3 separate regions of the Mus musculus genome follow, and all the other regions are linked to region 1. The links are chromatin loops, found by intact Hi-C in ENCODE. Cell type or tissue: heart. All regions are shown on one strand.

The links. Hi-C counts contacts between places; a loop is a spot of excess contacts. Peaks named below come from ENCODE experiments on the same cell type or tissue, not always from the same donor. Only the 100,000 strongest peaks of a DNase experiment are listed, where the experiment ranks them.
Region 2: a loop joins it to region 1, with 5 times the contacts of the local background. A loop is called at or near these places in 35 of 42 quality-filtered maps.
Region 3: it touches region 1 in a loop (4-fold over the local background); 21 of 42 quality-filtered maps call a loop at or near these places.

The regions. Positions count from the first base shown.
Region 1 is chr19:11,764,854-11,772,853 of GRCm38, forward strand. It overlaps Mrpl16 (mitochondrial ribosomal protein L16), which reads left to right and starts at 5,562. Exons shown (of 4, transcript NM_025606.3): 1 at 5,562-5,671; 2 at 5,949-6,014. The coding sequence starts at 5,617. Gm46655 (a long non-coding RNA gene) reads right to left here and starts at 2,433. Exons shown (of 3, transcript XR_001782678.2): 1 at 130-2,433. In heart, a CTCF peak has its summit at 3,500 (motif pointing left); a DNase peak (open chromatin) is centred at 5,508; H3K4me3 peaks cover 1,508 bases; H3K27ac peaks cover 954 bases; H3K27me3 peaks cover 700 bases.
Region 2 is chr19:11,603,848-11,611,847 of GRCm38, forward strand. It overlaps Ms4a6d (membrane-spanning 4-domains, subfamily A, member 6D), which reads right to left and starts at 957. Exons shown (of 7, transcript NM_026835.2): 1 at 827-957. It also overlaps the pseudogene Gm24599. In heart, CTCF peaks have their summits at 4,511 (motif pointing right) and 7,761 (motif pointing right); a DNase peak (open chromatin) is centred at 974.
Region 3 is chr19:11,348,213-11,356,212 of GRCm38, forward strand. No RefSeq gene overlaps it. Among named protein-coding and RNA genes, the nearest start is that of Ms4a7, 16 kb to the left of the region's middle. In heart, CTCF peaks have their summits at 2,023 (motif pointing right) and 3,831 (motif pointing right); a DNase peak (open chromatin) is centred at 2,069.

The sequences.
Region 1 (8,000 bases):
AACACAGTGGCTTGCCTAGGCAAGCATCCAACTAAAACACCAGCGTCCTCTTTGGCAAAAGGAGGAGCCTGGTCTATCTTTAGTTTAGAAAAGGTTAATAGTCATCTCAGCAGGCATGGTGGTGCCCACCTGTAATCCCAATAAACAGGAGGGTGCAGAATCCAAAGTGCGAGTGAGCCAGACCGGGATACACACTGAGAAAGAGAAGAGAGACCCCTTTAAGATATCTAAGTTGTCTATAACAGTATAACAATAACAAATACATACTAGCTGGAATACAAAAAAAAGTCAATTCAAATGTAACTGTCCTAGCAGATCACAAATGCATGCACAAGCTCAGTATTACATCATTCTTTTCGCTCAAGAATTCACTCTGCTAGGGTGTCTGACTATACAGACATATTGGGCCCTCTAATGGCCATAGATAGTAAAGCTAAACTTTGGAGGAGTAGCCAGTCAGATATATTTTTGTAATGCTGGGGGGGGGAGACAAAAAGGAAGATGTTTTCCCCAAGTAAGAAGTGTACATGAAGGCAACATGAAAGTCATGCTCAATGGAACGCTCACCATTGGCACCATGGATGGTGCCAATGTGGAGATGGCCGAGGAGGCCAGAGAGGAGAACCTCTTCATCTTTGGTATGCGGGTAGAAGATGTTGAGGCCCTGGACCAGAAAGGGTACAATGCCAGAGAATTCTATGAGCGCCTGCCTGAGCTGAGGCAGGTTGTGGATCATCAGATCAACAGTGGCTTCTTTTCTCCCAAAGATCCAGACTGCTTCAAGGACGTGGTTAACATGCTGATGTACCATTCAAGGTACTTGCAGACTATGAAGCCTACATCCAATGCCAGGCCCAGGTGGACCATCTATACCGCAATTCCAAGTAGTGGACAAAAAAGGTGATCAGGAATATAGGCTGCTCTGGCAAGTTCTCCAGTGACCGAACCATCACTGAATACACCCGGGAGATCTGGGGTATAGAGCCCTCTGACCTGCCTACCCCACTCCCCAACCTCCCCAAGGACTAATTAATTAACTCACACAGTGAGACTAGTGGCTTGTTTAGCTGACTGTACCCTTGCCAGTCTTCAGGCACTGCAAGCAACTGCTGGTCCCTGCTATCCAAAGTGCTATGTGTCCAGGGAGGATCATGGGAATGGTTTTGAGGACCTAGACAAGGAAGGAGATGTGGCATCCTCCTTGTTTCTTACAGAAGAATTGTTGCAGAGTTCACAGCACAGAGAGGCAGAGATGGTCCCCACAGCTTCAGCCCATCATCATCCCCAGAGGCTGAGCAGGGAGGGAGTGGAGCTGAGCCCCTGAACTCCTGCAAATAGCTGAGTGAGCTTAAGCCTTTAGTTTGGGGTGTGAATAGGGATCTGTGGTGAAGCCAGTATTCCTATGTTCTGCTAGTACCTGGGTCACCAGCTGTAGGGTACAGCCAGCCCCAGTGTGTGGTCTTGTTGGCCTGCTGGGTGGAACCTTTGCTTCAGGCTTCATGCTCACAACTTTCTGTCCTTTGCCCTTGACTGTACTGAGTATGTGGGTGGTTGATCCATATAGGCCATGCTTCTTAGCCATCTGTGGAAGCCTGTGGGTGTCAAGTAGAACCCAGAACCCCTGGAGAGGAGCACTGAAGAGAGAGAGAGAGACCTTTATCCCGTAACTGAGGCCTCGGTTAAGGACTGGCAATTTTATAGAGGGTTGGCTTAGTTCTTTGCTTTTCAACAGGAAATAACACTTCATGAGGAACTGAAACTAGCTAAGCCTTCCTTTTTAGCAAGTAAACCTTGTACTTGGTCAGTGTGGATATGTCTGCTAGGCTGACGACTGAGCTGCTGGCCCTGCAGAGGGCCCAGTGTCCACTCCACTACAGCAGCAGAGTGAGGAAGACCCACTACAGGAGCCTTGCTCCTCGAGAGCAGAATCTGCATTAAGTACTGCCCAAAGGAAGTGTGTTGTCATAGAAACGATATAAAACTGTTCTTCCAGAGGCTTCACCACCTTGCACTGCTCTATCTGGTTGAGAGTGGGCAGGAGAACCCCTTACTTTCCTCACTATGGGTGCATTTGCTGGGAAGTATCTTTTCAGGACTCAATTCACCGGAGCCACTGTAGTAGCTTGTGGGGGTGGGTGGGCAGGTTCTAGGGCCGGTCATCTGCTGCCTTGTGCATGAGGTCCCTTGAAGCCACAATACATGATCACCCTTCTACTACTTGCTGTTGCCTCCTTGTATGAGAAATGGATTAAACTTCTATGCCTATGGCAAAAAAAAAGAAGTGTACACAGTTGTATGTGACTTTGATTAGGCATGTAAGTGACCTATGTACAACACCCTCTTAAGAAACTGGAACCACTGGGCGGTGGTGGCGCACGCCTTTAATCCCAGCACTTGGGAGGCTGAGGCAGGCGGATTTCTGAATTCGAGGCCAGCCTGGTCTACAGAGTGAGTTCCAGGACAGCCAGGGCTACACAGAGAAACCCTGTCTCAAAAAAAAAAACAAAAAGAAAAAAAAAAAGAAAGAAGAAAAGAAAGAAAGAAAGAAAGAAAGAAAGAAAGAAAGAAAGAAAGAAAGGAAGGAAGGAAGGAAGGAAGGAAGGAAGGAAGGAAGGAAGGAAGGAAGGAAGGAAGGAAGAAAGGAAGGAAACAAACAAAACTGGAACCAAATAGATGAAACCTTCTACTCCTTCCAGTGGAGACACAGAAAAGGCAAGTCTGCAGAGTGGGAAAGATGGTTTCAATCTATAAAACTAGGCAGTAGTTAGGAAATTCAACACATAACACAGGCTTTAAAATACGCATTCTTTTTAAATTCGTATACATAGGAATGGGCTTTGTTATGAGGCATTCACAAACATTTTCTTCTTGATCCTCTCCCTGCCCCATCCTCTGCTGGTACCTTTCCATTTCCCTCTCATCCTTTCATGTCACATGTATTCTGCTATCCCTTGTTCTTCTCTTTCCTCCTTCCCCAACTCTCTCTCTTAAGACTTCTCCTCCTATTGGTCCCCTTTCTAGTTTCAGCACACACACACAAATTAAAACCGGGAATCTGCCTATGAGACATAACAAACAGTTTTGAATTGATAAGAGAAACATGAACAAGTGCATATAAAAAACAAACTAGCATACATACAAGCAAATCACAAACATTGAAATCAAAAGCATGAGGGAAAGCTAGATATCACTCATCAATGAAGAAATGAAAACTGACATATCACCACTATGTGATTTATAATCCATTAGACTGGAAGATGTTATCACACATCAACTTTAATCAACTATTTCACCCAGCTTTTGTTCACTACCTTTATCTAGAAAGGGTTGGGCTGATATTTTGCTATTTCTTGCTGCTATTGTGTTTCTTCATTACTCTCCCACTTAAGAATGGCAACTGCTAGTGACTAGAGAGATGAATCAACTGTTAAGAGCTGTTCTTTCAGAGGACCTGTACGGGCAGTTTACAAGCATCTGCGCAGCAACTACAGCTCCCTCTTCTGGCCAGTGTGGGCACCTGCACATAGATGTAAATGTCTTGTTTATATGCAAATATCTTTTTAAATTGTCCCTTATAGTTACAAAGAACATAATTTCAAAATCTAAATGCCCAATACTACATAATACAACACTGAATTAACCTTAGTGGAAACTGTCCCTCGGCTCAGTGCTATTTTAAGTAGAGAGATAATAGTGAAGATAAGACAGGAAGGAGGAGGTTCTTCATTTCTTCATTTTTACACTCCTCCCAACCAAGATGCTTGCCTCTTATCACACCTTTGTTGACCTTCCTGGCATGGGTGGCACCTGTCGTGGAATGGATTACATCTCTTTTAAAAAGAGGGGACTTGGAGTTCTGACCACTCTCAGGTCTTTCAAAATGTGGCCTTTTGCCAGCGCAGAAGGAGGAATATCAATAAACAAGTTAAATTGTGTCCTGGGGTGGATTTGTAGAGTCTCTTAATACTTGGGAAGCAGATGTATTGCACAGGTGAATAGATTTGTAAGCAATTTCCCCAGTATATCTTATCCACAAGCATTGAAGGCTGTACTTACTGCTTGTGAAATTAATTCTTAAGAGCACACAGATTTAACATGATTTAAACACAACAGACATCAGTCTCATTTGCTAATTTCATCTGTCTCCTAAAAGCTTAGATACAAATCCTCTTGTTCTAATCACTACAAAGCTCCAGCCTCAGGAAAAATTATATGTCCAACATTTCCAAAAGGATAATTATACATTATTTCATTTCCCTTCCTTATTAAATTATGGTGTGGTCCATTCACTAGAGCAGCCAATCCCCTTAACGACCCAGCCATCCCTCCAGCTCCTTCTCTTGGATTTCTTAAAGGAAAAACTTTGAAGACAGAACATTACCCCTCTTCTGTGAAGACAAGGCTAAATCTTGAAACCAAACTGATCATTTATAGAAACAAATTAATCCTGTTAATCTATGCCAGCTTGAGATGACCACCATACCAAACCAAAACTGAAGCAATGATCAGCCTAGACCAGGACTGCTTAATTATGCATACTTTTTAGCGGACTCCCCACTCGATGCCCCAGTTTGTCCACTAGTTAAACTTAAAGGTGCCAGGTGTGGTGGTACATGCCTTTAATCCCACACTGTGTAGGCTGAGGCAGACAGATCTCTGTGAGTTCGAGGCCAGCCTATCTACATAGTGAGTTCTAGAACAGCCAGAACTACATAGAGATTTTGTCTCAAATAAATAAATAAATAAATAAATAGCTTAAAGCTCATATCAGGGCCATGAAAATGATCTTGAATGGTCATTGGAGTCCATCATTTATTATTTCAAATGAAGCTACCTTAAATTAATGGCTTTTCGAGGTTACTTTCTTTTAATTAGCATATTAAGGACAGGTGGGACTGCAGAGATGGCTCAGCGGTTAAGAGCACTGACTGCTCTTCCAGAGGTTTTGAGTTCAAATCCCAGAAACCACATGGTAGCTCACAACCATCTGTAATGAGATCTGATGCCCTCTTCTGGTGTGTCTGAGGACAGCTACAGTGTACTTATATATAATAAATAAATAAATCTTTTTTTTTTTTAATTATAAAAGTAAAAGGACAGGTGATCGAACCCAGCCGGTTGGGAATGCCCAAGCCAGTGCTTTTACCTTGAAAACTCCAGCTACAGCTCTTTTGATAGATTTGTCAAGACCAAACTCAGCAAGCGCACAGTAAATAAGCCAATGACAAATCAATAGCATCTTTCTATGTCCCTAGAGAAGAGACATAAATGTACGGAAAGTTAAGGGAACAACTTCTTACAAAACCTCGGGCTTTCGCAGCTTTCTACACCAAGGAGAAAACCCAGAGCTGTCACTAAACAGAAAAAAACTGAGAAGACCCTCGCGGAAACTTGAAACACCTCGGGCGTGGCTTGGCCTGTGGGACCTTTAACCCGCAGATAACCTGCTCCAGAACCAGGTGCTGGAAGTTTCCTCTACTTCCGTCAGGACTCTATAAAAGGTGGGACAGGATGACGTCACTTCCTGTCTTGTGTCCGCGGGCCGGCAAAGCTCTGAACTGGGAAAAGCCACTGTTGTAGTTGAGAGAAACCTGACCCGGCAGCACACGCGTGGCCATGTGGAGGCTGTTGACGCGCGTCCCCGCGCCGCTCCTGCGGATGCACTTTTCAGGTCAGAAACCTGTTTCATCTTTTAAAAAGGCATTTCCCCGATCTTCCTCCCCACATTCCAAAGTCTATGCTTACTGCGATAGGTCCTGCGCTTTCCTTACTTCTTCCACCTCCACTATGCGGAGGCCTGGGTCCTGGTCATGTGCGGGAGACGGTGCTCCGTGAGCCTAGTTGCTTCCTTGGAAGCCCATTTAGTGGAACTCGTACCCCCGTGCTTCTAGACACCTCTGTCAGGAGTGATCAGAGTGTAACAGTAATGGTTTGATTTGTCATTGTAGATTCTTGGGCAGCCCTTCCCACCAGTGCTGGTCTGAAGACGCTCCTCCCAGTTCCAACTTTTGAAAGTGAGTACCTGTCATTTCCACTTATTTTTCTCTGAGAAAAGGCATCGAAGGTGTGTTTGTGCTTCCTCCCTCCGTTGAGTGATTCAACAGATATATGTAAGGAAGGCAAACTGCAGCGAAGTCCCTCGATGTTGCAAAGCAGATAACTATTGGGCTAGTTCCCAGGCATCCTACCACTGATGTGTGGCCCATGATCTACCCAGTCAGCACTAACTGGGCATATATCAGATTTTTTTATCTTCTAAATAATAGTACAGATATGCAGACACTTAGCAATAGTAGCCAGGTGCTCTGCAGTCCTGTACATCTAACTTTTTAATGTACTAAAATCTCCAAAACTGCAAATGGCCTAGACATCTGAGGGTCTTCGGCACATAACTGTTAAACTACTGTGTGGGCTGGAGCAATGGCTCAGCAGTTAATAACACTTGTTGCTCTTGCAGAGAACCCAGGTTCAATTCTCAGAACCCACAAGATTGTTCATAACCATCTGGGACTCCAGCTTCAGGGGTTCCTACATCCTCTTCTGCACATTAATACATGCAGACAAAACACTCCTAACATTTTTGATAAATAAGGTGCTGTGTGTGCTTAGAAGTGCATACTAACTTGCAGATGTAAGAACGTATTACCAGGTCTCACAGTAGCTGCCCATAGAAGTCAGTGAAGGGAGAGTAGTTTTTGTAACTTGGAACAGCAACTTTATTATTCCATTAATGATCTGATGGCCCTTTGAGGCTTCCTGTTTTGTTTATTCTATCATGGAGCCATTCTTTCTCATATTTAATTTTTTTTTTGAGTCACAGTTGTTTTCCCCAGGATGTCATATAGAGGATAGTGACAAGAAAAATCCTACTTTGTAAGTTTACCAAGAAAAATACAACAGAAGGTTTTTTTTTTTTTCGTTTGTTTGTTTTGTTTTAATGGTATTTTTGCAATCTAGAGGAGCAGTGAGTTTTGTTTTGTTTTTGGTTTTGGTTTTTAAGAGCATGCTTCTGGCTTTGATGTTTTAACTGAAGTTCCTCTTCTTTAAAGTAGAGATTAGAATACCACTTGCCCAATTATGTTTCTTGGCCTAGCTGAAAATTATGTATGCTCCTGTTTTCAATTCTTTTTATTTTTAATTGCCTTTTATTTATTTTGTATGCATGCACTTGTGTGGGTGCGTATGTGTCAAGGCATATATCTGGAGGTCTGTGACTACTTTTGGGAGTCAGTTCTCTCCTTCTACCACGTGGGCCCTAAGGCTCCAACCCAGATGGGCAAGCAGTGCTTTTTACCGGTTGGGACATCTTGTGGGCCCCTTGTTTTCAATTTCTAATACTTCACTTTGTATTTCCCCCATTTGTCTGTTTAGTGTTGAAGCCCTAAAGAAATATAAAGGTTGCCACCACTCAGTCCAGCACTTCCTGCAGGTTCGAGGTTACACAGTGATCACATGACATCCATAAGACTGTCTCAACCCTCTGCGTACATGTTGTGGGTGTATAGCGAAGTCTTCATGTGGGACTCCTAACGGGGCTGTCTCTGACTCTTTTGACAGTTTTTGGGACCCTTTTCTTCATCTTGGGTTGCCCCATCCAGTCTTAATACGACAGAAGGTGCCTAGTCTTACTGCAACTTGATATGCCACGTTTGGTTGATATTCATGGGAGGCCTGCCCTTTTCTGAATAGAAACAGGAATGAGTAGATTGAGATGGGGGAAGAGGGGAGACTACAGTTGGGATTTTTTTTTTAAAAAAAAAAAACAATCTCAAAATACCAAAGCTGCTTTAACAGTGAATGAAGTAATAATTGAGAACAGTCCCTACAAATAGGGGCTGAACATACAGGGGGGTAATAAGTGAATTTGGCTGAGAAACATTTGTGTAAGCATTGTTATAGCTGAAAGAGTCCAGTGTCGCTAGAAACATCCAGAGGCAAATGGTAACCGCTGGAATTATTACTCATTAGGCCCTCTGCGTCGTGCACCTTCACTTATTCTT
Region 2 (8,000 bases), 160 kb before region 1:
TATCCTCAGGTTGTTCTACCAGTCTTGAGATATAATTAAAATTTGATCTTCAATCTTTTCCAATTTATGCTACTACTCAAACTACTGAGAGCTATTTGTTCATTGTTTGTCTCATAGTGTTATTTCCAGCATATTTCATCATAGTTTAGAACCCTCACAGTAATTCTATTTGTTAGTAATGTCATAATCAAAAAAGAATTTCAGAGGTAAATTTTGATTCATGTGTGAAAATAACACATGATTTTATAATGACATAGGCTTGATGCTAAATAGATATTTAAAGTTTTTGTTATTAACCAGTTGCCTACACACAGTTGGGTGCTGGATCCCAGCTGTCTCTGTCTCTGGTTCCTCACCCTATTTTCCCACCTGCCTGCGGCAGCCTGTGTCTAAGTCTCCTCAGTGTGGAGAAGCACCTGAATGCAGAGTGAGAAGCCCTGGAGTTGTAACCTGAGGTTCAAGATTAGAACTGTGCCCTTGTTAGGAAGAACCAAGTTGCCTGTGGAATTGGTTTCTGAGCTCAGTTTGCCTCTCTTTTCTGTTCCACTCTCAGACCTTAGACTGCCTAATTAGTGAATGGCTTAAAAGCCTTTGCAGGTACAAGAGCTCTGCTTTTGTTAATTACATGACCTTAGGACAGTGACCACCAAGATCATGGAACTAAAACCAGCCAGGACCGATATAAACCCAATACCCATTCCGTTTGCCCATTTAGTTCTGAAGTGTCCCAGTGTCTCTATTGCTTCCATAAGCACCAGCAATCTCTTACAGTGCAGTCCCAGAAATAGAGTGCTGTACAAAGGAATTTCTCTTCAGGGTTGCCTACCTGAGCCTGTGCGCCTTGTCACCCAGTCACTTCCAGCTGAGCTCTCAGAAACCCCAAGAGCTTTAACTATGGGTTTTCTCAGTCTGATCCTTGGTTCCTTCTTGTGAAGTTCTAACTGTCCCAGCCCTTCCTTCTTCTGTGCTCACTGCACAGGAAGTGGCGCTTACAGTCTGGACATGTGAATGTGCCTTTACTTCCTTTTTCATAGACTTCCAGTAACCAGGAAAATGACTAATTGGACCAGTTCTGGGAGACTTGTAGGTTACTTTTCCTTCCCATAAAATATCATCATGACAGCACTGACATTTTTATCACTGGTTTGAATTTTGTGTCTCTCTAATTATCCTAGATCTAGAATACACATTCAGTGGCAGAGCTGAACCTGCTGAGCATCTCAGAGACCCTAATTTCTGATCTGATCCTCAGTGTGCATTATGCTTACGTGTCTATTGGGTGCCAATGGACAGAGTGAACCAAGTTGTTATGAAAACTGACAAAGGTGTTCTTCTTCCGAGCTGGTTTGCGTCTGCGAAGGATAGCATTGCCTTCAGATCCTGACTTAGTGTCAGTGGAGTTCTGCACATTCCATCTTGGCCCACAATGATATGAGTATCACAAAACCAAGCAAAAACTTCCGTTCTTCCCAAACTTATGAGTCATGAAAGTTGTGGCAGAGATGGAACAAGGAAGATGAACAGAGTTAGACGTCATATTCCCCAAGGCCAGTGATCTTGTGGTGTTAAGTAGAATGTCAGTCAGAGTAGCTTTTCTCAGCTCTGTAACTACTCCATGCTAGAGGGATCATGCATGGGGTTAAAAACTAAAATCTACAGGTAAATAAATAATATGCTACATTTATAAAGGCTTTAATCAATGAACTTAACAAAATATTTAATGATTTCTGCAAAGCTCAAAAATCTAGATCACTATTAGAATACAACTAAGTTTTTCTTTGGTAGTTAGACAGTTACCAGGAAACACTTCCAATCAAAAAAGGGGGGGCAAAAATAGACATGAATACCCAATGGTCTCATGGGCACTGTTTTTTTTTCTTTTATTGATTCTTTGCAAATTTCACATCATGTACCACAGCCCCACTTACCTCCCCCTCCTCTGGTACCTGTCCTCCACCCTTGCCATCTCCCCCCAGCAAAGAAAAAAAAATCTCATTGTGGAAGCTGTAGTGTGTCACAGTGTATCCCACAGTATTCCCTTTTGTCTAAATTTATTTGCTTGAAAATATCTGTTGCAATGATTCTTGGTCTGGTATGAGACCTCTGACTTCTGCTATTCTATCAATACTGAAACCTCACTGGGACTCCTCTCAGATATCCTGTTGCCCTGTGTCATGGAGATCTTATAGCTTTGGATCTATAGGACCACTCCCTTCATACACTCCAGCTGTTCATCGATGAGGTAGATATTGGGGTGGGTCAATTCAAAGCCCTGAACCTGGGCCTGAGAAGTTTATGAGCTTGTCAGATCACAAGCTCTCAGGCCCTTGGTGCAGCTCACTGGCAAATGCCAGTGAGGGACAGGACCACTTCTCACACTCTCAGAACCCTGGGGCCAGCTCTCCCACCTGCCATAGATGGCAAAGGAAGAGGGAGGGAGAAGGTATCTCTCCATCACCCACTCTGTCTCATGGCAAGCTAGTTGCAGACATGTTTACACCCTTGGGGCCCACTCACTGGCAGACCCCACATCCGGGTCAGCTCTACTGTGCTGACCAGGTGAGGTGCAGGTCTCACCCTAAGTGCTGCATCTGGGGGTGGGGGTAAGTCTAGCTCTCCAGCTCTCATGATCCCAGGGCCAGGTCTTCTACCTGCCAAAGGTGGTGAGGGGAGAGGTAGGAGGAGGCTGTCTCTTCCTTGTTCCTGCCACACAAGGGAGACTCCTATGCTCCTATCCTTGAAGGCTGCTCACCTGCAACTCCTCAAGTGTGGGCCCTACTCTTTTGAGAACTTGAGCTGGCTAGGGGCGAAGTCAGCTTTCCTGCTCTTAGCCCACCAGAGCCAACTCTCTCAAGATGCTCAGATGAGACCTCAGATATCAAGATGTCCCCAATCAGCAGCCCAGACCAGAGACATCTGCTTAGCCTTCACTCGTGACAGACTTCTGCTGCTGTAGGGCCTCAGACCCAGATGTGGTCCATGGCAGCTGCACAGGCCAGGACCCCACCATGGTCCCAAGTGGCATCACTGGCACTCACATCTGGCTGTTCCTCACTACCCTGGAGTCTCCAGCTCTGCTTCTCTCCATTGTGCCCACACCCTTCTGTTTCTCTTTCTCTTCAATTTCTCCTCCACTTGCTTGCTCCTTTTGGTGGTGCCAGGGGTCTCTGAGCACCTGAGCATCTCAGGAGTGGTCTCAGGAATGCCAAGCCTCAGTTATGCACTATGGAACCAGACAGGAATCATCTCGGTCACGGTCTACAGGATCACACGTGTGGGGCATCCAACTGATGATCATTTCAGGCTGGATGCATGTCCAAGCCCCATGACACCAGTCTTGTGGTCATCTTAGGCACACTCCTTGACCCCTACCTCCCAGTTATTCCTTCTTCTATCACAGGCTTACTCTTTCCCAGGGTGTACAGTCCCATGTGGGGTCCTTCTAGTCTCTGTCGTGCTCTCCACCCTGGGAACCCATCCAGTCCTGCCTGGCATCAGACTGGTGATCATTTCAGGCTCACTTTTTTCAAGGAATGTTAGGCTACTAATCATTCAGATGTTCAAAGCTCAGAACACTGAGTGCAGACCTAGTGTAGACCTAGTATAGACCTAGCCTCTTTCCTCTCTGCCACCTGCTGACACACAAGTGACACACCAGAAACTATTATTTTATTATTGGCTATGACTTGTGCCTGTCCCTCTGGATCCAGGGGTCATAAGGTTAGTGAGCAGCTCTGGGGCTTACTAGCCACTTCACTCAGAAGTCATCAAACTCTGTAGGATACAATTGGCATACTTTTTGCACCATCTACTTCATCCCATTTCCTGATTTCAAGCCAGAAGAATCTTCTGCAGGTCTCATAGTAAAACAATGGCCAGATGTGCCCAGACTGAAAGAGAAGATGGATTCCTGATGTGTTTTCAGTATCCCAGAGAAATTTATTGTAACAAGATGTTGGAGTAAAATCTAGAAACCTCTAGAATTCTCAACATCATGGAATGTTCTATGAGGTGGCATATTTTGAAACAGGGATTGTGGAAAGAGCAGCTTTTCTTTAGTCATTGTGCCACCATTAATGTCAGGATGTCATTCAACACTCTTCACTAATATTTTCTCTTCATTTGTGTGGGGCACACCTGTGTATAAAATGTGATACCACTTCTGTGAGATGGTCAATGTCTTAGCCAGAATTCTCTAGAGGAGCAGAACTGAGAGAATGAATGTGTATGTATTATATATACATATATTTATATATTGCAAAGGGAAGTTATTAGATGAGTTTACATGATCCCAGCTAAGCAGTTAAACAGTGCAGAGGAGACGAGTCACTCAGCCCATGAAGCTTGATGTCTTCACAGTCTCAATCTGGCACTGAAAGCCTGGGGGATTCCTGGAGATCTGCTAATCTTTAGTCTATGTTGGAAGGCCAAAGAAGTTGGGTTCAGTTTGGCAGCCAATAATGGGAGCAGCAGCAATAATAACAGAGCCGATGTGCAAAACTACACCAGCAGGTGGCAGCACCTCTTCTTTCCAACCCTCTATTTCTGTATTGCTGTGGGAAGATATTGCCCACTTACAATCAGGGAGAGTATTCTCCATCCAGTTAATCCTCCTTTGAAATCCCCTTAAAGACTGCCCTCCAGAATCTCTCTTCATTGGTTGCAGATCTGATTAAGTTCACACAAAAAAATATGTTTTTAAAGATTTATTTATTATTATATCTAAGTACACTGTAGCTGTCTTCAGATGCACCAGAAAAGGGCATCAGATCTCATTATGGATGGTTGTGAGCCACCATGTGGCTGCTGGGATTTGAACTCAGGACCTTTGGAAGAGCAGTCAGTCCTCTTAACTGCTGAGCTGTCTCTCCAGCCCTCACACAAAAATGATTAATCGCCATAATGATCAGTTGACTTTGATTCTATCATAGAGGATATTATTATACATGAACCTAGAATAATTAGGTGTGCCAATTCAAAGAAAAAAAAACTCAAAAGAACTTGACATCTTTGCTTCCCTGTTTTCTCAAAGTACACTACCATTCATTCTAAACCAGTAAAGAAATGAATTCTGCCCTGTGATCATGAAAGAGAACCAGAATCACTATAGGACACGGCAATCCATCCAACAGCACAAGCATAGCCTACAACTTATAAGCAAGCACTTGACAAAACTATATCCCTATCTTGACACATGGATGCTGAGTGTCAATAAAGATGTGGGGGTTTATTTAAGTTTCTAGGTTTGTGTAACTGATTACAATGCAATAGAAAATGCTTGAACCAAGCCTACCAGGGTTCCAACAGGTTACTTTGCATCCAAGGAAAGAGGGGCACACATCAACACAGAAGTCTACTGTACTTTAAATGATCACAAATAATTCCTACCCTAAAAATAAATTCATACTGAGGAATGTAAGAAATGGAAGTCCAAGTTCCAAACATATCCTCTAGATCACAAGACCCAAAGAGAAAAGGCCCTGGCCAAAGTCTGGAAGTGTGATTCTTTGCTGCCTGTGCCCCGGACTACTCGATGCCCAACCCTGCCTGCCCTTGGGGGTTGGAGGTGAGGTGACACGGAATCAACAACACAGAGGTCGCAGGTGCCATTCCTCCTACAACTCTTGTACCTGGGTCCTTCGAGGGCTGGCTGTAAAGATGCCTAATTGTTCTGAAGTCACTTCTAGCTGTCCATAGACGTGTCTGATTGCCAACAATTTTCAACTTGGTTTTAGCTCAACTCTCCTCTTCCAGGGGCTGCAGAAGAAGGCCTGTCAAATGCTGAGGAAATTTTATTTATTCCTCTTACTTCAGAAATATAGAAGCAGACACAAAGTAGGAAACTAAAGTCAAGGAACTGAGATGAATCTAGTTCCGTGGTCTCAGTTACTGTATTTACCACCTGGTGGCTGACTTGCTCTCATCCCACCATCTTCGGACTTGCATCTAGAAGCCTGCCTACAGCCTCACATACATGATTCTGCAAGATGACCAGTCATATACCTGTGCAGAGAGGCCTGCCTGAAACAGACAAGCATGTCCTCATATTCATCTTTGGTCAGTCAGGATGCCTTTAGAGAAATGGTGTACAAGAATGAGTGAAATGTTTTCCCTGCCTCTTCTGTGTGACTGACAGTTCTGGGTGATTTGAACGAGAGGTTAAATGAATCTGATGTTACCAGCAAAGCCTCACGGGGTGCTTCCGTATGTTCAGCTTTAAATGTAGGAGGGAAATATTTTCTGCCACACAGTTGAAGTCCTGACTTCTGGAAACATTTTATTTATTCAGTCACTGGGCTGAGATTTACTCACCAATTTCAGAGTTTTTTCCTAGATGCTAGAATCAGAGTGGCATGCAAAAAAATAATTCTAGACCTCTTAAGGAAGACAAATAAGGAAATGAGAAATGTGATGCCCCAGTGTAGGGGAATGCAAGGATGGGAAGGGGGGCACCCTCATAGAAGCAGGGGAAAGGAGGATGGGATAGGGAGTCTCGGGGGGAGGGGGGAACCGAGAAAGGGGATAACATCTGAAATGTAAATAAAGAAAATATCCAATAAAAATAGGAAAAACGAAAATGAGAAATGTATTGTTCATTAGGATTTCATGATTAGAACAGCTTTCAACTCAGCCTCATCTCCGAAGCTTTTCATCATGTTTCCGTAATGCATTTTTGTTACATAATAAAATGATTTAATCAAGTTTACACTTGTTAAATTGTGAAGAAAGTCTGGTGCATTCTAAACAAAATAATGTATCGTGTTTCTGTTATCTTAATTGGCAAATGATAATTATGTACATATTGGAGTATGTTGAGCTTTGATGTCTCTGGGATGACTTATGAGGATAAATAAAGTACCCATCTAGTCAACTGATTTTAATGAGATATTTAAAATCTTCTATTTTAAGTTTCTAAACATATTTTATTTGGGAAATGATGACCAGAGTATACAATACGATTCTAAACATTATTCATCTTATGTTGCTGAAACTTTACATTCCTTAGACAAGTAGTTCTTCATTTCATACCCTTAGGACTTCTGGCCACCATAACTTGGCTTCTTTCTGTCCTCCAAGTTTGCTTTCTTAGATAAGGACATGATGTTCACACAGTGTTATTCTCTCTGTGCCTGGCTGATGGTACAGATAGATGCACTAAGGAATACAGTTTAGCATAAAATAGTAATTTAGTCCTATTGCTAAATGTTGAAATTGTGATTGCAGACATAACATCCACATTCATATCTTCTAATAGAAATGACTAACAGGTCCTTACATCAGATGGACCTGATGATATTTGCCTATAATACTAGATATTCGGAAGGCTTAAGCCTTACAAGTTCAAAGCCTGTCTGGGCTAGAGAATAAATATAAGGCCAGACTGGACAATTCAATGAGATCCTGGTTCAAAATAAAAATTAAAATGAAGACTGAAAATACAACTCAGGGTATAGTGTTTGCCTTCCCTGTGTCAGGTCCTAGAATCAATCTCCAATACAAAATCCCCATATAAAGAAATCTAATAAATCATTGTAGAAAGTAGTACTTATGACATGACTTTTTGTATGCTCGTTATTAAGAAAACTGTTTAATAAACTAAAATACAATAATCATTGTATAATGCTTTTCAGACACAAGAATAGATTTTGGTGCTGGATGTCGAACAGTAAACAAAATATATGTTGTTTGTGTTAGCCGATTCTGAAATTGCCTTTTAAGGCAATTTAAGCAGTTCTCCTGTAAAGGGAACAATGTGTTAAGCTTCCCAGTAGAGGGAGCAAAAGAGTTGTTGTAACAGCAAGAGGATTCCTGTGCTCTCTGGCACCAGGCACAGGCCCACAGCATGTCCATTCCAAGCCTGCATCCTCAAATTTGTAATGCAGATACCTTCTGGTCAAGAAGAGCAGACGCTCACTGATGCGACCAGCTTCATGCGGGTTCTATTGACAATCCGTGGGCTATCTGGAGACAGCCAGCCTCCTGTGGCTGTGTGCTTTTCC
Region 3 (8,000 bases), 420 kb before region 1:
CCAGTTGTAGATTTCTGTAGTAGTCTCCATGTACTGCATCCAAAAGCTTGTCTGATGAAGGATGAGAGCTATACTCACTTGGGAGTGTGTGAACATGCATTTACAATATAAACAGAAATAATACTGATTTAAAAATTAAAACATGCAGTTCTGTTCTTCCTTTCAAGTTGCTTTTCTATAAGCTTAAAAAATGATAATCAGACAGCCAGAGGCCAGAGGCCTAGTCTACTGCCTCTACAATGGATGAGTAAGTGATGGAAAGATAGTAAAGAAAGAGAAACAGCCGTTCTGCACACTGAAGAGAGTTGTAATGGGAGACATGAAGGCCTTGAAGAATAGTTTGAGGTGACTGTCCTGCACTACCACATGATGTCATGGGTGATGTTTGAGCCCATGCTGCTGGCAAGGCCATGTCTGGGTCCATGGTAGCCCTACCACAGTAGGGGTCTGGGGTCAATGTCCATGGCCTGTGTTACCACCAATGGCCATGTGGACATTCTTGGTCTGGGCTGCCACCTGAAGCCATGTCAATGTTTGAGAGCCCTGTTGAGCTGGCCTTGCCCTCCACTGGCCACCACACAGTGGTGCCCATTGTGGCATGGGTGCAGGAGAGCTGGCTCCATCTGTCACTTGGGCAATTCAGGAAAGCTGGCCCTGGTGGCATGAGCATTGGAGAGCTGGCCTCACCATGTGCCAGATCTGGCACTCAGGAGAGCTGGCCCTTACCATTACCTGCTTACCCCAGGAGAACTGGCCCTAGTGGTGTGGGTGCAAGAGAGCTGATAGTTTGACCAGCTCAGCTACCACCTAGGACCAGATCTAGGGCTTTGAGCTGACACACCACGACATCTACCCTACTTATGAGCTGCTGGAGCATGTGAAATGGCTAGTCCTGTTGAACCAAAGCTCTGGAATCTCCATAACTCAGGGCAATAGTAAGGTATCAGAGAGGAGTCTTGCTGAATGCCAATTAGTGTTGGTGTAGAAAAAGCCAGAGGTCTGGAATCAGACCATTCCACTGGACATTTTCAAATAAAGCTGTTTGGACAAAAGGGTATACTGTGTGACACATCATGACATACTGAACTTTCCACAGCAAGTTTCTTTTTAATTTGTTATATCTTGTTTTTAGTTTTTTTTCAGAGGGAGTTTGCAAGGGCAGAGGGTGGATATGGGAGAATGAGTGGGATTGAGCATGATGTGAAATTCACAAGGAATCAATAAAAATTATGGAAAATGATAATCATCTTCGTTGCCACTAAACAAATACATTATGGAAAAATTTCATAACCATTTTTATTACCACTAATCAAATATACTAAGCCTTATTACTATATGGGATAATTAATGCTGCCAGTTGTATTACAGAACATTCTATATGGTTTACACTGTATTAGTCAGGGCTCTTGAGAGCTTCAAACCCAATAGAATAAATCTCTGTATATGAATATATACTAATGTACATGTGGGGTGTGTGTATGTGTGCGTGTATCTGTTTGTCTGTCTATGTGTGTGTTAAGGGAGTTTTTAAGTTGGCTCACCCAATATTGTTAGGGTCCTTCAACCCTTGCTGTCTTATAGCAGAGACAGAACTCTGTAGTTGGTTCAGTCTACAGAGTAGGTGCCGAAACAGTGCTAATTATTTACTGAAGGCCTGGAGGATTTCTGGAGAACTGCTGATCTTCAGTCCAAGCTGTAAACAGGAAGACGGAGTGCTGAGTTGATGAGTGAAAGATTTAGCAGAATCAGCAACACAGTATAATGAATTCAGGAATTAGAGGTAAAACCAAGGAAGAAGAAAGAGTGAAAAAGCTTTGTAGGATAAAAGGAGTAGGTATACCGTTCCTGCCAGGGGCAAGCTTGTCTCCAGGGAGTGCTCTCACCCCCACCCCCCAAGACTCAGGGGAGATTGCCATTTTCTCTCCAGTGACTGGCTAAGGTGGGACCTGCCAGGAGCTCGCAGGCCAGAAGCAGAACAGCTGGGTCAGGGTCCTTCTTGCCTCCATCTGTACCCAGGAGGTGGAGCTGTTCTGCAGCCTCTGTGCACTGGTCTTGCTAGGAGAAAGCTGATCTCCCAGGAGTGCTGACACAGACTTACAGACTCACTGGAGGAACAAGCTCCAGCCAGAGACAGCAAGAACATCTAACAGAGATTACCAGATGGCGAACCAGGCAAACACAAGAATCTTGCCAACAGAAACCAAAACTACTTGGCATTATCAGAACCCAGTATTCCCACGACAGCAAGTCCTGGATACCCCAACACACCAGAAAATCAAGATTCATATTTAAAATCATATCTCATGATGCTGATAGAGGATTTTAAGAAGGACATAAATAACTCGCTTAAAGAAATACAGGAGAACACAGTTAAACAGGAAGAAGCCCTTAAAGAGGAAACACAAAAATCCCTTAAAGAGTTACAGGAGAACACAGGTAAACAGGTGAAGAAATTGAACAGAACCATGCAGGATCTAAAAATGGAAGTAGAAACAATAAAGAAATCACAAAGGGATAAAAGGAGTGGGTCAGACCAGTAGCGTTTTAAGTTACTATAGACCCATACTGTACTGGATGGTTTTGTGTGTCAACTTGACACAAGCTGGAGTTATCACAGAGAAAGGAGCCTCCCTTGAGGAAATGCCTCCATGAGAACCAGCTATAAGGCATTTTTTTCTATTAGTGATTAAGGGTGGGAGGGCCCATTGTGGTTGGTGCCATCCCTGGGCTGGTAGTCTTGCGTTCTATAAGAAAGCAAGCTGATCAAGGCAGGAGAAGCAAGCCAGTAACATCCCTCCATGGCCTCTGCATCAGCTCCTGCTTCCTGACCTACTTGAGTCCAGTCCTGACATCCTTTGGTGATGAACAGCAATGTGGAAAGTGTAAGCTGAATAAACCCTTTTCTCCCCAACTTGCTTCTTGGTCATGATGTTTGTGCAGGTATAGAAACCCTGACTAAGACACATACCTATCATGTGAGTTGAGAGATCTTTCCTAATGTGTGTGTGTGTGTGTGTGTGTGTGTGTGTGTGAGAGAGAGAGAGAGAGAGAGAGACAGACAGACAGACAGACAGACAGAAAGAGAGGAAGATTTCTCCAAAGTACTCTTTGTGTCTCTACCTTTTGTCCTGTCCCATCATTCTGATCATCTTATGCACCTTCATTACTGAGTTCATTCAAGATGGCATAAGACATATACACCCTAGTGTAGATCCAGAAAACCTAGGATCTAGTACTGGATCCTATGTCTTTTGGAGTTTCTAACATGTTTTCCAAGGCATGGAAATGATCTCAAGGAAACTTGGTTGTCCTGCCAGGAACATATGATGTACTGATGAACTTAGCACTTCATGGAAGCTAAAGTCACAAGGAAGCTCATTGAGAAGTTTGAAATACACACACTCTTGTACACACACATGGATACACACTCATTCAAACACAAACACAGACACTCATACATACAAACACACACTCATACACAAACATACACACACCCATACACAAACATACATACACACACACATCACACACATCACACACACACACACACACACACACACACACACACACACACACACACACACACCTTATTTGTAAGGTTCTGGGTCTAGGCAGTGATATGAAACAAATGCTATAAATGCAGAACAGTGGATGGAAGGAGGGGGAGGAGTTAGAGATCTTCACATGTAGATTCTTATAGTAAAATATTAAAAAATCTGATCCGAGGAAAGAAAGTGGCTTGTGAGCCAGGAACATAATGAATGTTTGCTACCAATCAACTGTACTTGACTCTTTATTTTCAGCTTTCTTTCCTTGAGACCCAACATCAATGTGATATATTTAATTGAGCCACAAGAGGGTGGTGGTGGGCAAGAATACATGCTCAGAATTCTCAGTGAACTTCTGGTGCCTTGGAAGGTTATCCTGAGATGAATGAAGTCATGCAACCCTGGCTCTGGGCAGTTGCATTCTCGTATTTGTGGAAATTTGAGGCAGATTATATTAATTCATTACGCTGAAACTTAGTTTTAAGGATATCATTGCTCATGTTAAGAGGTATGTGTAAAAGCAAATAACCCAATTAAGTGATGGGGTACAGAAGTAAACATAATTCTTGATAGAGGAATCTCTAGTGCCTAAGAAGCACTTAAAGAAATGTTCAGTGTCTTTAGTCATCAGGGAAATGCAAATCAAAATGAGTCTGAGATTCCACCTTACAGCCATCACAATGGCTAAAATCATAAACTCAAGGGACATCAAATGTTGGCAAGGATGTGGAGCAAGAACACTCCTCCATTGCTGGTGAGAGTACAGACTTGTACAACTACTTTGGAAATCAATCTGGCTGTTTCTGAGAATATTGGGAATATTTTACCCCAAGACCCAGCTCTACCACTCCTGGGCATATATCCATTATATGTCACACTATACCACAAGGACATTTGCTCAACTGTGTTCATAGCAACTTTATTTATAATACCCAGGAACTGGAAACAACCTAGATGTCCCTCAACTGAAGAATGAATTTTTAAAACGTGGTAAATTTACACAATGGCATATTAATCAGTTATTAAAAACAAGGACACCATGAAATTTGCAGACAAATTGATGGGGCTAGGAAATATCATCCTGAGTGAGGTAACCCAGACCCAGAAAGACATGAATGGTATGTACTCACTTATGAGTGAACATTAGCTATAAAATGCAGCAAAACAATGCTGCAATCCAAAGACCAAAAGGAATTGTATAATAAGGAAGACCCAAGGAAGGATGTGTGACTCTCACTCAGAAGGGGAAACAAAATAGTCATTGGAGGTGGATGGAGAGAGGGAACTGAGTGGGAGAGGGGAGAGGAAAGACACGGGGATAACAATCAGCTGTGGGTAGAGGGAAGCAGGGCAGGACTGGGAGTGAGAATGGAAATTGGTGGGGAGGGGCATCTCTGGGACTAGCTGGAAACATGGGATGGGAAAGACTATGGGGAGTCTATGGGAGAGCCTAGCTGAGATTCCTATCAGTGTGGGATATAGAGACTGAAGTAGCCACTGTTTGTAGCCAGGCAGGACTTCCAGCGGAGAGAAGGGGACATCAACCCATCCACAAAACTTTCAATCCAAAATTTGCCCTACCTAGAAGATGTACAGGAATAAAGATGACTGTAGAGTCTGAGAGAACAGTCAACCAATGACTGCTCCAACTTGAGACCTATTGTATGGGAGAGGGCCCTAACACTATTAATTATATTCAACTATGCTTGCAGACAGAAACATAGCAAAACGGTATTTAGAGACCTTAGAGACTTCATCTAGTAGCCAGTGGTAACTGAGGCAGGGTCCCACATCCAGACATCAGGCAGAGCTCAGGGATTCTTGTGGGAAAGTTAGGGATAGAATTGAGCAAGCCAGGGGGTGTCAAAGGACACCACTAGAAGATCTACATAGTCAACTAACCTGGGCCCATGGGGGTTCACAGAGATTGAACCACCAACCAAAGAGTACACAAGGACAGGACCTAGGCACCTACACATTTTGAGCTGATGTGCAGCTTGGTCATCATGTGAGTCCTCTACATTTGGAGGAGGGCTGTCTTTGACTCTGTTGTCTTCCATTGGATCCCCCTCTCCTACCTGGTTGGGCCTCAGTGGGAGAGGAAGTGTTTAGTAATATTGGGACTAGATGTCACTGGGCAGGGTCCTACCAAGAGGGGCTGTTTCCTTTTTCTGAGGAAAAGGGGAGGAGGTAGTGAGAGGAAGGATATGTAAAGGGGGGAATGGGACAAGATGAGGGAGCTGTGATCAGGATGTAAAGTGAATAAAAAATTTAATCAAAAAATGTGCTTTAAGAACATGAGACTAATTAACCAGTTAATTATGATAGTGACAAAAGTAGTTATAACTCTAATTTCAAAGAGTGGTTTTGGTTTCTTCTACATTTATTCTACCCTGTACTCTTGGTAGAGATAAGGGAATCTTCTAGATTTTGTCTCTTATTTACCCATGTTCCCTTTCCCTTCTTTAATGTTCTTATGACATAGGTGCTAGCAACTGACCTCTGATATTCTGTAAGAGCAGCGACTGCCCTTAACCACTGAGCAGTCTCTCTAGTCCTAAATGTATTTGATCATATCTACTCCCCACTCCATCCCTCCATCTCATCCTCAGGCCCTTCCCAACACATCTCCCTTCATTTTCATGTATTTTTTTAAAAATCCATCGTTTAATATTAGAGAATATGACCTTATAGCTCTTTGAAAGCTAGCCAATAGGGATGAAGCTCCCAGGTCACTAGCAGCTTGATTCAGTCATGTTGGATGGCTCCTGTGTTGTGTCTTCAGTGATAGGGTCTTACTCTCAAGTGTCAAAGTAATCAAGAGCAATGATGAGAGCGTGCTGACATTCGTAAAGGTGTAGCCATCTACTGGGGCATGAAAAACTATCAGTGGACAGCCACCAAAGAAAACGTTTTGTCCTTCCCCCAGGAGCTATGAATTGCCACTAGTTCCTCAGCTAGGGATGGGGCTCAGCAGGGCTCTCTACTGTATGCTAGAAATTTTAACCTGCTTGAACTCCTGCAAGTCCTAAAGACATAACTACAGATTCTGTGATTTAATGTGTATAACAGCTATATGCTGTCTAGAGCACTGCATTCCACAGCACTTCCGGGCCATTTCTTATCCTGAGGTTTAAGATATTTCATCCAGGCTATCAAATCTGTGTGCTAAGCACATGCTGGGAAAGTATGAGCATCTGAATTTGGATCCCCAGAACCTGTGCAAAAATGGAGGTGACCCATCTGTAATCTCAGTCCTTCCTGCTGTGAAATAGGAAGAGAGATAGAAGAGAGATAGGAAGGAGGCAGAAGACATGGAGACTTGGGTCAGCTAACCTGAAATCTATATAGCAGGAAACCAAAAATCCTGTCTCAAGAAAAGTAGAAAGTGAGGACCAATGTCTGAGGTTGTCCTTTGACCTTCACACATATTGTGGCATGTGCATGTACAAATGTATTAACATGAACACAAACGCAGACATGTACCACACATACATTTGCAAAGATAAAAAGAAAAAGAAATTTCTAGTAGTTAAATTCATTATATAAGTTTAATTTTAAAAAGCCTTCTAGAAGTAAATTAAACATTATGAGTTGATTTTTAAAATGGCTAAAATATTTACATGAATAAGAGAATCATATTTGAACTTTCCCACAAATTCAGGATATAACTTGAGTTTAAAATATTAGGCTTGACCAACAATTAATTGTCGATTACTCATTAGAACACAGATTTCTAATGATTAGGTAAGAATCAGAGAAGTCACTCAAGGGTGGCAGGTTCCATTCATCTGTAGACAGATAAGGAGAAGGATGTTTAGAGTTTTAGCTTGATTTGCCTCACATTTGTAACAAGAGCTTACGTTTGAAGACTACAGATGGGGACCCACTTTGGGACAGGGTGTACAAATATGTATCTATCAGTATCAACACAAATAATAGCTTTTATTGTATGTTCTGCTCTGGACACTCTACTGAATGCGTTATTGTACAATTTCATGCCAAACAAGTAGGACAAGCTACCATCACCGTGTAGTGAAGACTCTTATGCCTTCAATGTGTCAGATATCAAAGCCAGCGTTGAGAAATAATCTTCTCCGGAAGAGCATAGGCGGGAGCCAAACCACTTTGCTTTTCTGATCTCATTTTAACTTCCTTTACCTGACCACAAAATTGGGTGTTTTGAATCTGTGACTTCATATTGAATTCTTTCCTAGGAACTGGGAGGGCTGTGAGGGTCACCCGCCGTGCTACTCAGGTTCTGACAGGTGGGTACCACCCAGGAAGCCTTTGTTCAATGCTTTGAAATATTTGCTCACTTTCTGTAATCATCTTCATACTTGGTTTTCAAGTGTCATCTGTGAAATGGCACTCTTTCCTTTTGATCTGGCACAGCTACACCAATTGCTTGATCCTCTTAGCTTTATTTATGTAGTTTCTCTGCCTTATCAG